Regions from separate parts of the Homo sapiens genome. Here region 1 is linked to region 2. Evidence: chromatin contacts called from ENCODE Hi-C or POLR2A ChIA-PET data. All regions are on one chromosome and are shown on one strand. Each heading gives the region's core, a stretch centred on a gene start or an enhancer-like site at or near the end of the contact. The rest is flanking DNA. Distances are from core to core; before and after follow the strand shown. Region 1 overlaps ULK4 (unc-51 like kinase 4). Region 2 has its middle 60 kb from the start of ZNF621.

The links. A loop is a pair of places that touch in the nucleus more often than their neighbours do. ChIA-PET counts read pairs that join two places held with the same protein, here RNA polymerase II (POLR2A). Pooled maps may share reads with other maps.
Region 1: a map of HepG2 shows a loop between it and region 2 (4-fold over the local background). The contact joins two enhancer-like sites. A Hi-C loop is called at or near these places in 3 of 168 maps with a recorded cell type or tissue (GM12878, HepG2 and endothelial cell of umbilical vein), 4 of 37 single-sample maps with no recorded cell type and 6 of 50 pooled maps. POLR2A ChIA-PET finds 5 or more read pairs at or near these places in 1 of 52 experiments (activated naive CD4-positive, alpha-beta T cell).

The regions. Positions count from the first base shown.
Region 1 is chr3:41,246,442-41,252,825 of GRCh38, forward strand. ULK4 (unc-51 like kinase 4) reads right to left here. Exons shown (of 37, transcript NM_017886.4): 36 at 3,048-3,133; 37 at 158-551. The coding sequence ends at 488. Among named protein-coding and RNA genes, the nearest start is that of CTNNB1, 50 kb to the left of the region's middle. RefSeq lists an enhancer at 2,764-3,264. Within about 2 kb of position 1,255, at least 2 of the 41 ENCODE cell types and tissues checked have a DNase peak (open chromatin) inside an H3K27ac peak, as active enhancers do.
Region 2 is chr3:40,581,958-40,587,808 of GRCh38, forward strand. It overlaps the pseudogene RPL5P10. Among named protein-coding and RNA genes, the nearest start is that of ZNF621, 60 kb to the left of the region's middle. RefSeq lists an enhancer at 2,001-2,501. Within about 2 kb of position 2,759, at least 6 of the 41 ENCODE cell types and tissues checked have a DNase peak (open chromatin) inside an H3K27ac peak, as active enhancers do.

The DNA.
Region 1 (6,384 bases), core at 5-2,504, 660 kb after region 2:
CCAGGCAGGTAAAAGGGGAGAAGACAAGAGGCTCAGAGATTAGCTTCCAAAGGCTTGCTCTGGAGCTGCGGTTGGGAGAGCATTCCTGCCTCGTCCCGCCCTTCCGCTCTTCCCTGAGGAGAGGAGAGATGCTCACAGATGCTGGCAGGCTGAGGACTGTGCTTTGCATCCACTGCTTTATTACCACAGGCAGTGCTAACCTTAGCCCACCTGGCCCACACAGAGAGGGAAAGAACATTTCTGAGAACAGCTAACAAACCTGGGCTTCCCAGATGCATTCCACAGGAACCAAGGAAGTCCATTCTGAGTCAGTTTTCTAGGCCCTGGGGTTAGTGAGCACTTGGGCCACCAGGTTCTGGGTTAAGCTGACTTTATTAGGTCCAAAGACAGCTGTGAGGGGATGTGGCAAAGGTGTCTGGGAGCTGACCTTGCTTATGCATCCGAGGGCTGGGGCCACAGGGCGGGCTTGTGCTAAGCACCTTCTTGCCTAGTGCCCAACGGCTTGGAGGATTTCCAGGGCCAAGGGAGCCACCGCACTGTCGGCAAATGAACTGTAAGAAAAACCAAAGTAGGTACACTTAATAGGCATCTCTAAGGTAAAGTGCTCCCCCCTTTCAAAGGGGCCAGCCTCTTTTGCACCCGAGTATCTGGTGGACCAGCTGCAGCATCCTCTTGGGAAGCAGAAGCAGGAAATCCTGGCCCACAGTCCTGGTGGGGTTCAGAATTGGCCATGCCAGCACCCTGAGCTATTTCTGAGCTCCCAGCCCCAGCCACCACTCACTATCTGAGCCACCTCTGCCAGAAACACTGCCAGTGAGTGGTAGGCAGCCAGACTCTACCAGGCCTGGGGCCTTCAGTGGGCCTGCCTGGCTCCTGCCTGGAGCTGACTTATGTGTCCCAGACCCACTCCACACACTGACCCTCCCTGCTCCATTGCCCTTTCCAGCCAATCAGCCAGGAGCTTTCTTACTCTTATAGGTGTGGATGTGCAATTAAGAGCTTAAAACGGGAACTTTTTTACTGGAGCAAATTGTTTGAGACACATTTAAAACTATGTTTAACAACTGCTAGCAAAGAAAAGACTGAAACCAGTGACCCTTGAAGTGTAAAATTAGCTCGTGGCACACTCTTGACTGCACAGAAATAGAGCTGGTACCAAATAAATGGGTGGGGGTGGGGCCCTGCATAAAAGATGTGGGTGGCAGTGGGATGGGGCCATGACCAGGAGACCGTTCCATGCATTCCTGCTCTGCGCATCAAAGCCCCTGTGTGACAGAAGGAATGCGTTTGAACTTGGCCCACCCCTGGCTGAGTCTAGGCTAGACTAGTGGGGCCATGCTGCGCCCCCGCACACAGCAGGCCCAGTGAGGCTGGAAAGGACAAACTACTGGCAGAGCAGCATCGGAACTGAGAACAATGCCATCCACTCATTCTTGGTTGACAAGAAAACCCTTTCTGGTAAGGCAATCTGAACAAAGTCCAAACGAGAACTTTGCAGGAGCAACTTCCCCGCCCAACACAAGATCTGTCTGGTGTAGACGTTTTAGATGCTGGAGTACTGAGTGTGGGTGCAGGACAGACCACCAGCCTCATGGACCACTGAACCTTGTTTTGACACATTTGGTCCAAATTTGGGTCCAGCATGAGGATGTGCTATTTTTGGCTAAAAGGCAGCTATAGGTCCCTACTATGAGGAGACCCATAGCGCAGGTGCCTAGAGCGAAGGGGCTCTCTAGAGCTGTCTGTCAAACTCCACTCCTCTGTGGCTCTCTCTCTGCCCTCGGCATAAATCTCTGTAGCTGGCTCTATAATGGCATTTTGCACAAGGCCAGGATCCGATGGCATGTGCTCCTCAAAATAGTCTTACAGGAGGCCTATAGGCCAGTCCAGGGAGTCACTGTTCACACCTTACATGGCAGGGGCTCAGCAAGGTGTGAAGGGGCTTTTTGCAGGAAAGTCAGTCTCTCCTGCCCCTCACCTCACAGAAAACCATGAATACGAACTTACTTCTATGGTTTATGCTGAAGACAAAAGGGGTAGGGTTAGGCTAAAAAGGATGGTATCCTCCCCTCTCACCTATCCAGGATTAAATACAAAAGGCTGATTGGAATTGAGCCTTCTCTGCAAACTCACCTTCTTAGCAATGCTTCAGCCACTTATTTTTCTTCAAATTAATAACAAACCCAAAGCACACCAGGAAGCAGATTTCATAGAAACATGTAGTTCTAAAAACAGAATCTACCAGGAAATGGCAGACAGCATTCCAGGTCCAGTGAAGGTCAGGCACCCCATAGGAGGCGGGTCCTTCTCCCCAGGGTGGGGAAATGTTCCACTGAGCATCAGCGTCTCTGTGGGGCTGGCTGGGATGCCAGCTCCTTCTGCTTTTACAGCATGTAACATGCTCCTGGGTGATAGGCCTATCTCCGGTCTGTGGAACTCACTTCTAGGATGTTCTAGACACACTGACTGTACAGCCAAGGACTGGGAGGCTAGCCTAACCCCATGCTGTCAGCTTCCGGGTGTCAAATACGCAGTTCTGTGTGGTCCCTCTGAACTTCTGGCTGAGGAAGGTAACCTGGTGCAGCAGAGCAGGCTAAGCTGTCACATTTGCCCCAGCCCTGCCTGGGCCTTGAGTCCTCCACAAGGTGGTGATGAGGATGCCTCTGGCTGGGCTGCTGATGGGGGCATGTGTGCACAGGCCAGGGGCTGCCTTTCTCATGAGGTTCCTTGCATCTCCCACTTGGTCATCCACTCAACCTCTTCAGGGGCCTCAAGGTGGGAATATTGTTTCCCCTGGCAGGACTAAGACTTTCTCTCCCCCTGTTGATTCCTGTCCCCTCACTTTCCCCACCATAACTGGGGATTCCCAGTGTGTGGAGTGGCAGAGCTTCCCTTCCCACACTGGGAAGGATCTCAGTGGACAGTGATGGGCTGGAAGGTGGTAGTCCCTGGTGTGGAGGGAGATGAGTGGGAGGAGTGGAGAAAGGAATGGCTGAGAGTGTGTGCTGATCTAGAGCAGACTGCTGATCCTCCTGGGTCCCACTTACCCACTCCCAGGGGCCAGCCGCTCCAGAGCCCGCAGGAGGCTGCCTGCATTCTTGAGGCTCTCCAAGTGCTTCTCATTGGAGGTGATCTGCAAGGGCAGGAGGAAGAAGACAGTGGTCAGCTGACCCGTCCCTGACTCATGCCCTGTTGGATGGGCACCCTGAGTATCAGGCCTGCATGGTGCTGTGGCTGCCTAAGGCACTGGGGGGTGTCCCCTGGGCTTGTCTGTAACCCCCATGCGTAACCTCCCCCACAGAGTGTTGCTGACCAAGGGGAAAGAGGCAGGACACTGGTGGTCCTCAGGGGAGGGGACAAGGCAGTCTGCTGGGGCAGAAGACGGCCAGTTCAGGGCAGGGAGCCTCCTGCGGATCTCTCAGGAGAGTTTGTGTCTGGGAACCTGAACTTTCCAATTAAAGCAAAACTACTTTTTCTGTGCTGGGACTCAAGAGGCCTGGCTAGCAACTGGAAATCTGTCTTTGGGGCTCTCAGCCCAACATGATCTCTTTCACGTGGATAGAAGGATGCCAAGAAGGTGCCTGGGGACCTGGGAGAGAGGCATTAATAACTAAACCCCAGGAAGTGTGCCCATGCTAATCGCCACAGTCCTATGAGAAAAACACTTGGGCATGCCTGACTCTGTAGCACCTATTTGCAGAATCATACACTCTCAGGGCTAGAATAGGCTCAGGTGGGGATTTATCTAGACCCACAATTCTAGACCCACCCAGAGACCTCACAATTCAGACCCTCCATAAAATGAGTCCATGTCCTGAAAGGCAGAGAAGAGAAGGCTTTGATTCTACTATTAGACTTGCTTCTCTTAATTCACCGTTGCCTCCTATTGTTATCTTTGTTAGTTTAAAATTTCTTGTAATAAACGCTTGTATGGCACTTTACATTTCAGAATGCTGTTTCCTATATGTTTTCTCATTTAATCTTCTCAACAGCCTACCTTACAAGGTAAGTATATATCATGTTTTATTTATGAGGTAACCAAAGCTGAAATTAAGGGGCTGCTACAGGAGTCCACACGGAGCCAGACTGTCTCCCCACCACGAAGGTGGAACCAGGATGGCTTCAGCTGACTTTGATCACAGCAACCGAGGCTGGATTATTGTCTCCTTAGTTAAGAGGCTCAACATTTTTTAATCAACCACTCATGATAGGTCACAGGGGTAACTAAACATTAACATGAACTCTGAATTATATATGAATGCATTCGCACCTCCACTGAGATCCTCTCCCACCTTCCTGAGTATGCCAGAGAACAGCTGCCAGTTCAACTGCATCAGGTGTGATTTCTGCAAAGATTTGCATCTCGGAAGAGCTGCATGTAAATTTGTTCTGAAATTGCACCCAACTTGATGTGTTCAAAAGACTACTGCTTAAAAATGCCAGCTGTAGTTCAATTATGTCTGAAGTATGCATAAACTTACACTGAAGGTACACTCCCCATCAGGCGTCTTCAGTGAGGATTCCCACTTCATTTTTCTCAGAACTGCCTCAAACAGGTCAGCTGACTACATCCAGGCTCAGTGCCCCGACCAGCCCTGCCATGAGATTGTGTGCAGAGGCTGTGCTCCCAGGAAATCACCCACAAGTTGCAAATAAATCAGAAGATGACTTTCATCCACAAGGCTGGTTAGAAGGTGCAAATAGAAATCTACAGTGACAGTTATGTGATCAAAGGAAGATGCCAAAATGGTATCATGTGTAGCTGACATAAATGTAGACATAAACAACGCCAATTGAAAACTACGTGGTTTGGCCATTTACCTGACTCTTATTCATAACATCAGCTGTTGTTCTGTATATAAGGATGAGTTAATTCAAAAATAAAAATTTTAAATTATATCAATCAGAGGTTCCAGTTCTGCGTAAGACAGAGAAAACACATGACACTCTTTCTCTCCCTCTGGATGCAAATCTACAGCGCAGCTATTTCAGAACACTGAAAAGCAAACAGCAACAGGTAAATAGGAGAGGACACTGAATTCAAAGCACCACTGAACTGGCAGTGAGTTTACCACTTCTTTCTTAGCCTGGATGCAACAAACCCAAACCCCAAAAGCCCTAGAAGAAACCCAGCTTGAGGAATAGAGAAGGGAAATCCCCAAAACCCTAGAGAGTAGATGAAACCCCCTCAAGATTGCTTTGCTCTTTTTTCTCCATCCTCTTGTGTCCCAGGCCATTCTGTGATGGCAGCAGTGGTAGTGGGGACAGAGGTGGCAGCAACAATAGCCAGCAAGAGGAGCCTGCAACCAGATCTCTATTCTTTCTCTGTTCTCCTAGTGTTTGGCCTGGATGTTGCATAATCATGGAACTAGGCAGTTTTAGGCCAGATAAAAAATGGGAAACCCAGAGAACCAGAAAGTACTGGGGAGAGAATGAATCAAGAAGAGCTTAGTAAAGTTACTCCATAAAACTGTTTATGAACTCTTGGCCTCACCCCCAACCTGTGTATGCATGGAACCGATCCCAATAGCATGCCCCAGAATTGAAGAACTGAGGTAACAAATATATCTCTGCTCACATCCCAGACTGACCCCTGGGGAGGGACACACCAGATAGATGCACATAGCACTGCAAAACCTGTGAAACCAATATGACACTGAAATTACAATTCCAACCTGCAGCCTGAACCTAATCAGCATGATTGCTTGCTAAAACAAAAATATCAATATTCTCTGTAGTATTTAACAAGACAGGGTCTTATAATGTAATATTTTTAATGACCAGGATACAATTCAAAATTACTTGGCAAAAGCAACCATAAAATCTCAGCTGACATGAAAAAAGACAATCAACAGAGGACAATAAACAAAATGACATATGTTGGAATTATCTGACAAAGACTTCAAAGTGCTATTATAAAAATGCTAAAAACAATCACTAACACTCTTGAAACAAGTATTACAATAGAATATATCAGTAAAAAAGGAGAATATAGCAAAGAAGAACCAAATGAGAATTTTCTAACTAAAAACATAATAACCACAAATTTAAATTTAAAGTCATCACTGGATAGACTCAATAGCAGAATGGAGACAATAAAAGGAATGAGTCAGTGAACCTGAAGAAGATAGATCAATAGAAATTATCCAATCTCAGCAGCAGAGATTGAAAAAAAAAAAAAAAAAAGATTGAGAACACAAATGAGCAGCACCTCAGGGACCTATGAGACAATAGCAATAAGTTTTTGTCATTGGAGTTCCAGAATGAGAGGACAGAGAATAAATGAATGAAAAAGTATCTGAAGAAATCATGACTAAAACTATTCCAAAACATGCTCAAAGAAATAAATCTACAGATTCAAGAAACAGTAAATCCCAAACAAGA
Region 2 (5,851 bases), core at 1,509-4,008:
CCCTCCACTCCTAAGCACCATTAACCTTCTGTTAAGCATAGGGACACCTCCAGGATATAGTTGTCATTGATCCATTTGGGTGCTGTTGGTTGAAGTCACACTGGGCATGGCGAATTAGAAAATGCAAGACACTTTTCTTCATGGTAGCAGCCTTCTCATTGCCTGAGGGTCATCACCTCCAACCTTGGGCCAGAAAGGAAGCTCGTGATGCACCCTCCCTCCCTTCTGTCAAAGGGCCAAAGGGTGTTCAGGAGCCTCCCAGGTCACAGAGCTTCATCCAGGAGCTGGGCAGGGAGCAAATGGCATTGGACCTGGGGCTTTTTCATTTTTTGTAATTTCATGAAGGGATGCCTGTTTTTACAAGGTTCATGGTTAGTGCTCAAATTCTAAATTGATGAGAATAGTAGGGGGCTGTGCAAAGGGGGAGGGGCAGGAGGTATGTTTTATAAATGTATCAAGCTATAGCACCAGCACTGAATGAAAAGAAGGAAGCCAGCTAGACAGAAAGAGCATTGGTTGTTAAGGTCCCCTTTGGTCCTAAGATCTGGGATTCAAAGACTGGATCTTATTCATTTGTTTTCATTGAGGTGTAAATGACTGACACATTGTTCTGCTGTCCTTATGGTTTACTCAAGAATGATAGACAAACTTCTCTGAGCCAGATTCTCCAGGCAGCTGTTCCAGGGGAAAACAAAAGCAACTGCAGCTCTGTGAGGAGCCCTCCTGTAGCTCCCAGCTACATACAGGAATAACCTCTGCCAACCCTTCCAGGAGGAGGAAGCTCTAGTGGGTCAGACAAGCCAGGGTGGACCTGGATCCATAGCTCAGTGACACCTCCTTGGGCCTGTCACCCCACCCCGGGCCCCATCGGCACCTCTGGCCAAATCACACTGGAATGATACAGTTGGCTCCTTTCCTTGGCCACCCAGGGGAGGGAGTGGGGCCAGAAGGGAACTTCTCCTCCCAGAACAAACCCAAAGGCAAGTATTTAGACCTGTAGACAGGTCTCAAGTCCCAGTTTCCAATGCAGCAAGTTTGGGTCCCTGAAGACAGGGGTGGTCATGTGCAGATGAAAAGCAATCAGGGAATCAGCCAAATCTTTGCTGAGCGTGTTACAGCTGACTCTATGTGGGAAGACAGGACAGTGGTGAACAACTGCCTGGGGAAGTAAACGTCATAGGAATACACAGGTGGGGGTGAGGTGGGAGCTCAGAGCAGGGGCATGCAGGAGAGGGAGGACGTTGCAAGAGTTGTCTGACAAGTCCGAGTCAGCCACATGAAGAAGGGGTAGAAGATTTTCCAGGCAAGGGAGCAGCTTGTGCAAAATCACAGAGGTGGGGCTGGGCACGGTGGCTCACGCCTGTAATCTCAGAACTTTGGGAGGCCGAGGCGGGTGGATCACCTCAGGTCAGGAGTTCAAGACCAGCCTGACTAATATGGTGAAACCCCGTTTCTACTAAAAATACAAAAATTACCTGGGCATGGTGGCACATGCCTATAATCCCAGCTACTTGGGAGACTGAGGCAGGAGAATCTCTTGAACCTGGGAGGCAGAGGTTGCAGTGAGCTGAGGTTGCGCCACTGCACTCCAGCCTGGGTGACAGAATGAGATTCTGTCTTAAAAACAAAAAACAAAAAACAAAAAAAACTCCAGAGGTGGAAGACAGCAAAGCAGCTTTGCCTTGCTTGAGAGGTAAGTGGGCCACTTAGGAGGGTTCAGAAAAGGAAGGAAAACCCAAAGGTACACTACAGAGTCTTAAACTAACAACGCTGGCAGAAAACCAAACGCCCTCAGGAGTGTCTGGTCGTTCCTGTGACAGCCAGGACTAGGCAGGCCAGAGGGCCCAGATGAGCGCTGGCCTTGCCTGTAGCAGCAAGGCTGGAGGTCCTTCACACTAGATTAAACACAGATCACTTGGAAGGCCCTTGCATGCCCAGCCCCCTCTGAAGGTCACTGATCCTGAGTGTCTGGCACTGAGTTGTAGCTGCGGCCAAATGGGAAGTGCCTGGTCAGAGGTTATGTTGGCATGGTGTTTACAGAGTCAGTCCCTGTGTGCGGAGACACAACCCAAAGCGGCCAGGGCTGGTGGAGAAATGCAGGGCCATCAGGAGATTCCAGAGGCCATAGTGTGATCAGGATGTTTCTCGCTCTACAAATTTTCCTGAGCCCTGGCTCAGGGCCTGGTACTCTGCAGGGGCCTGGGATCAAGAAGCCTCTCCTAACTGCCCAGCAGGGGTAAAGACCCCTGATCCAGGACCACACCCAGCTTGAGGGATGGGAAGATACCTCCTGCCGCCCTACTCCTAGCTTGGCCCTATGGGCCGGGTGTCTTCTGGGCTGGTATGGTCCAGTTTGGGTACTGGAGCTGCAGTTCTATCATTCCATCTTCCCTGAGGAGAGGATCTTGGTGTTGATGGCCAACCGCACATAGGGCCATGGAAGGAGCACCAGTGTCCAATACCAAAACTGGATAAGCCAGTTGCATCCAATGGGTAAATCTCTTAACTTCTCAATTTTTCACCTGTGAAAGGGATTGACGTCTCTACCTTGCAGGGTTAATGGTTGAACGGGACAATGTGTAACGCTGAGGCCCAGGCCCAGCTCAGTCTTCCAGCTATAGCCTGGCACCTTGTAGAGGAGCATTCTCCTGCCACCCTGAGCTGGATGGACAGAAAAAGTCTCCACTGATGAGCAGAGGCCTGGCTGAGCCATTGGCCCCCGGACTTGGCTTGCTTTCTGGCCAGCCTGAGGCTCATGGCCTGCAGGGGGCAGCAGCGGGACGCACCGCCTAGGCCAGGTCTCCTGGCCCGGCTGCTTGGCTCTCTCTGCAGAGTCTGGGATGGAAAGTTCTCCTTTGCGCAGTGAATGCAGCTTGGGTCGATTTGTTTTTAAATGGGTAATGTTTGCAGTTCTTTTATACAAGCCCTTCACATCTGGCATTCAAAGAAGATAATCAGTCTAGACTATCAGACCCGATAGCAGCTTGTATGAAATTTGGGCCCGACTTTGCAGTAAAAGTGCCTCCCTGCTCCACGCCGGCGCTCCCTCCCTCTCCCTCCTTCTCTTCTTGTGACCTTTTATCTCAGCGGGAGCCCTGACTAGAAAGAGGGTTCTGGAAATGTGGTGTGTTTCTCATTAAGTTTCTGCAGCATAAAAGTCACGTGATGCAAAGCTTTTTTTTTCCCCTGTCTCCTGTCTTTCCCCTACGTAACTACAGTAACTCCTGCTGCTTAGGTTCCATTTAATTTGAGATGATTGAAGGCCGAAATCTTGTTGATACGAAGATTAAAAAAAGTCTGTTTCTAGGGTGCTGGTGGTATGTTTGGTTCATTTTTCCTTGGCAGTATGTTTTCCTTGGTGGTATGTTTGGTTCATGTTTCCTTGGTCAAACAATTCCCAATAAAATCGGTCCTCTGCTAGGGACCAAACAGCCCCTTTTCTTTTCTCTTTGCACATCTGTAAATTTCTTTCTTTAAAACTTGAGGCTCTGACTTGGGAGATTTTCATGCTGGGTGGCCAGACTTCTGAGAGGGCCCAAAGGAACCTTGTGGGGCTGTGAGGAGTCTCAAAGCACTAGGAGGGCCACTGCCGTGAACAGCTGCTCTCTTCCCTGCATCTGTTGAGAGACTCTCATCTGAGCCCGGTGGTCTGTGGCAACAAATGGAGACAGAGAGCAAGAGAGAGCGAGAGGTAACGAGAGAGAGAGAGAGCACCATAGGTTCTGACAACTGCTCGAGTCTCCTTTATCTTCTCCTGGGACCAGAGGCTGCAAGCCCTACACTACCTCTCTCAGTATAAAGCCACAGGTTAAAGTTTGTGCAGCTGATGTCTCAAAATAGGCCCCCAGCTTCATGCCTAAAGCACAGTTTCATGAGAGCATGAATTGAGTCACACTTGTGCAAGTGAGCGTTACAGTCACATTGTTGGTGCAGACCAAAGGTCCCTCCCTACCCACTGCTCTACAATGCTCAGCCACTGGCCTCCTCTTCCCTTGGGCCCCTCAGCATGGTCTTCAGCAGCTGGGGGAGGGGCCAGCCTTGCATCTTCCTTTGAAGAACAATGGGGTCCTGGAGTTCAGGGGTCAGTATCATCACTGCCTCATAGTCTTTGAGGGGCAGACTTGCCCATTGGGAGGCAGATCCTCAGGTGATGGCTGTCTCAATACCTGGCTTTTTGCTGACTTTTGTCCTTCCCTTCCCCTCCTGCAGCATCATTTCACCCTCTATTACCAACATTCACAGAAGCCTTTACGATTCAGCCCCACCCGCTTAAGCTTTAGTTCTGAACAACAGAAGAGAAACGAGGAGAAGAGGTATCCATTTCTAGTCTGACTGCCATGAACTCCCTGGGAGACCCTGGGGAGTCCCATCCACCATCTGCGCTTGTCCTTGTCTTCACAATCTGGGGTGGATTTGAGGTTTGCTCAACTCCCTTCCAAGTCAAAGAGTTTGTAGTAGGGGTCAGGAAACAATTGCCTGGAGAAGTCTGCTTTTCTTTCCTTCTTTTTCTCTTTTAGCAGCTTAGTCAATAAATTTATTGTCTTTATCTGAAAAATTCTCATAGAAAATTTCTTGGTTTAGCTCTCAGCAGCCTGTTCTCAAGCTCTGATGAAGCTTGCCTTCTTTTGAGCTACCCAGTGTTTCTTCTGGGCAAGAGACGTTTTGGGACAATTCCACTTTTTCTCTTTAGCTTCTTTCTTGGGCTTCTTTTCATAACCTGGATTCTCTCATATAGCAACGTGGGCTTTCTTACACATCTCCTCCATCATGTATGGAGTTATGCTGTTCTTTATGTATTGAGAAAACTGTTTCTTGTAAGATCTTCAGCTTCTTCCATTAGGTAATGCATGTAATCTGCAACATTCTGACCCATGATGTGCTTCCTATGTACTTCTGCATTAGATGCCTTGCTTTCAGAATCATAAGCAGGGAATCTGTTATTGTGTACTGTGAGAGATGGAGAGGCCTCCATTCACAGCCCCCTTCAGAGCCCCCAAAACTTTATTACTAGTGGTGGTTCTGGCAAGGCCTGCCTTCAAATAGCAGGTAAAATCACCCAGCTGACCATCAATGTTTTCCACGTTGTGTTCATCTCTGGTCACCTCCACTTGGCCTTCATAAATCTTGACCATGCCAGACTTACTGAGAAGCCTGCAGGCCAGCAGCAAGCCAGTACAATATGCTGTAGCATAATGTGTCAGGCCAACCTTCACACCATATTTTGGCAGTTCATATGCTTAAGCTGTGCAGACTATCATATCCCCTCCTATACAGGCATAAGCAATCTGACAAATGATATCTCTGTTTGTCACCAAACTATCATCCTGTATTTGGGTGTGTTGTACTTATTTTTATACAGTATCACCAAGCGTTTCCAAGTATAATCTTCAGTTTTTACGCTTCTATCATTTTCTGAATTTCACTTGGTTTCTCTTAAAGCAGGCCTTGTTTTTGACAACTTTAGCAAACCCCTCCTGTAGAACAGAGACCCATGTTCACAGCTCAACATACCTACAGGCCTCAGAGGTCTGCTTTTCTAAATAAAGTTTTATTGGAACCCAGCCACACTCATTCGTTTACAAATCAGGTCTGTGGCTGCTTTTGCACTACAATGCAGAATTGAGTAGTTACCACAGAGACCATGTACCTGCATAGCCTAAGATATTTACTACCTGGCCCTTTACAGGAAAAGTTTGCCAACATCTGGTCTATGGCTTCAATTTTATTTTATCTTTCATAGGGTGAGGCAGACTTGTCCTCAGAGCCACAGGAATTTTATTTTGTGGAACAAGATCTTGGTGACTTGAATACAACTGAGGAGGCTCTTCCAGGATCCAAGCCATAGAGCAGG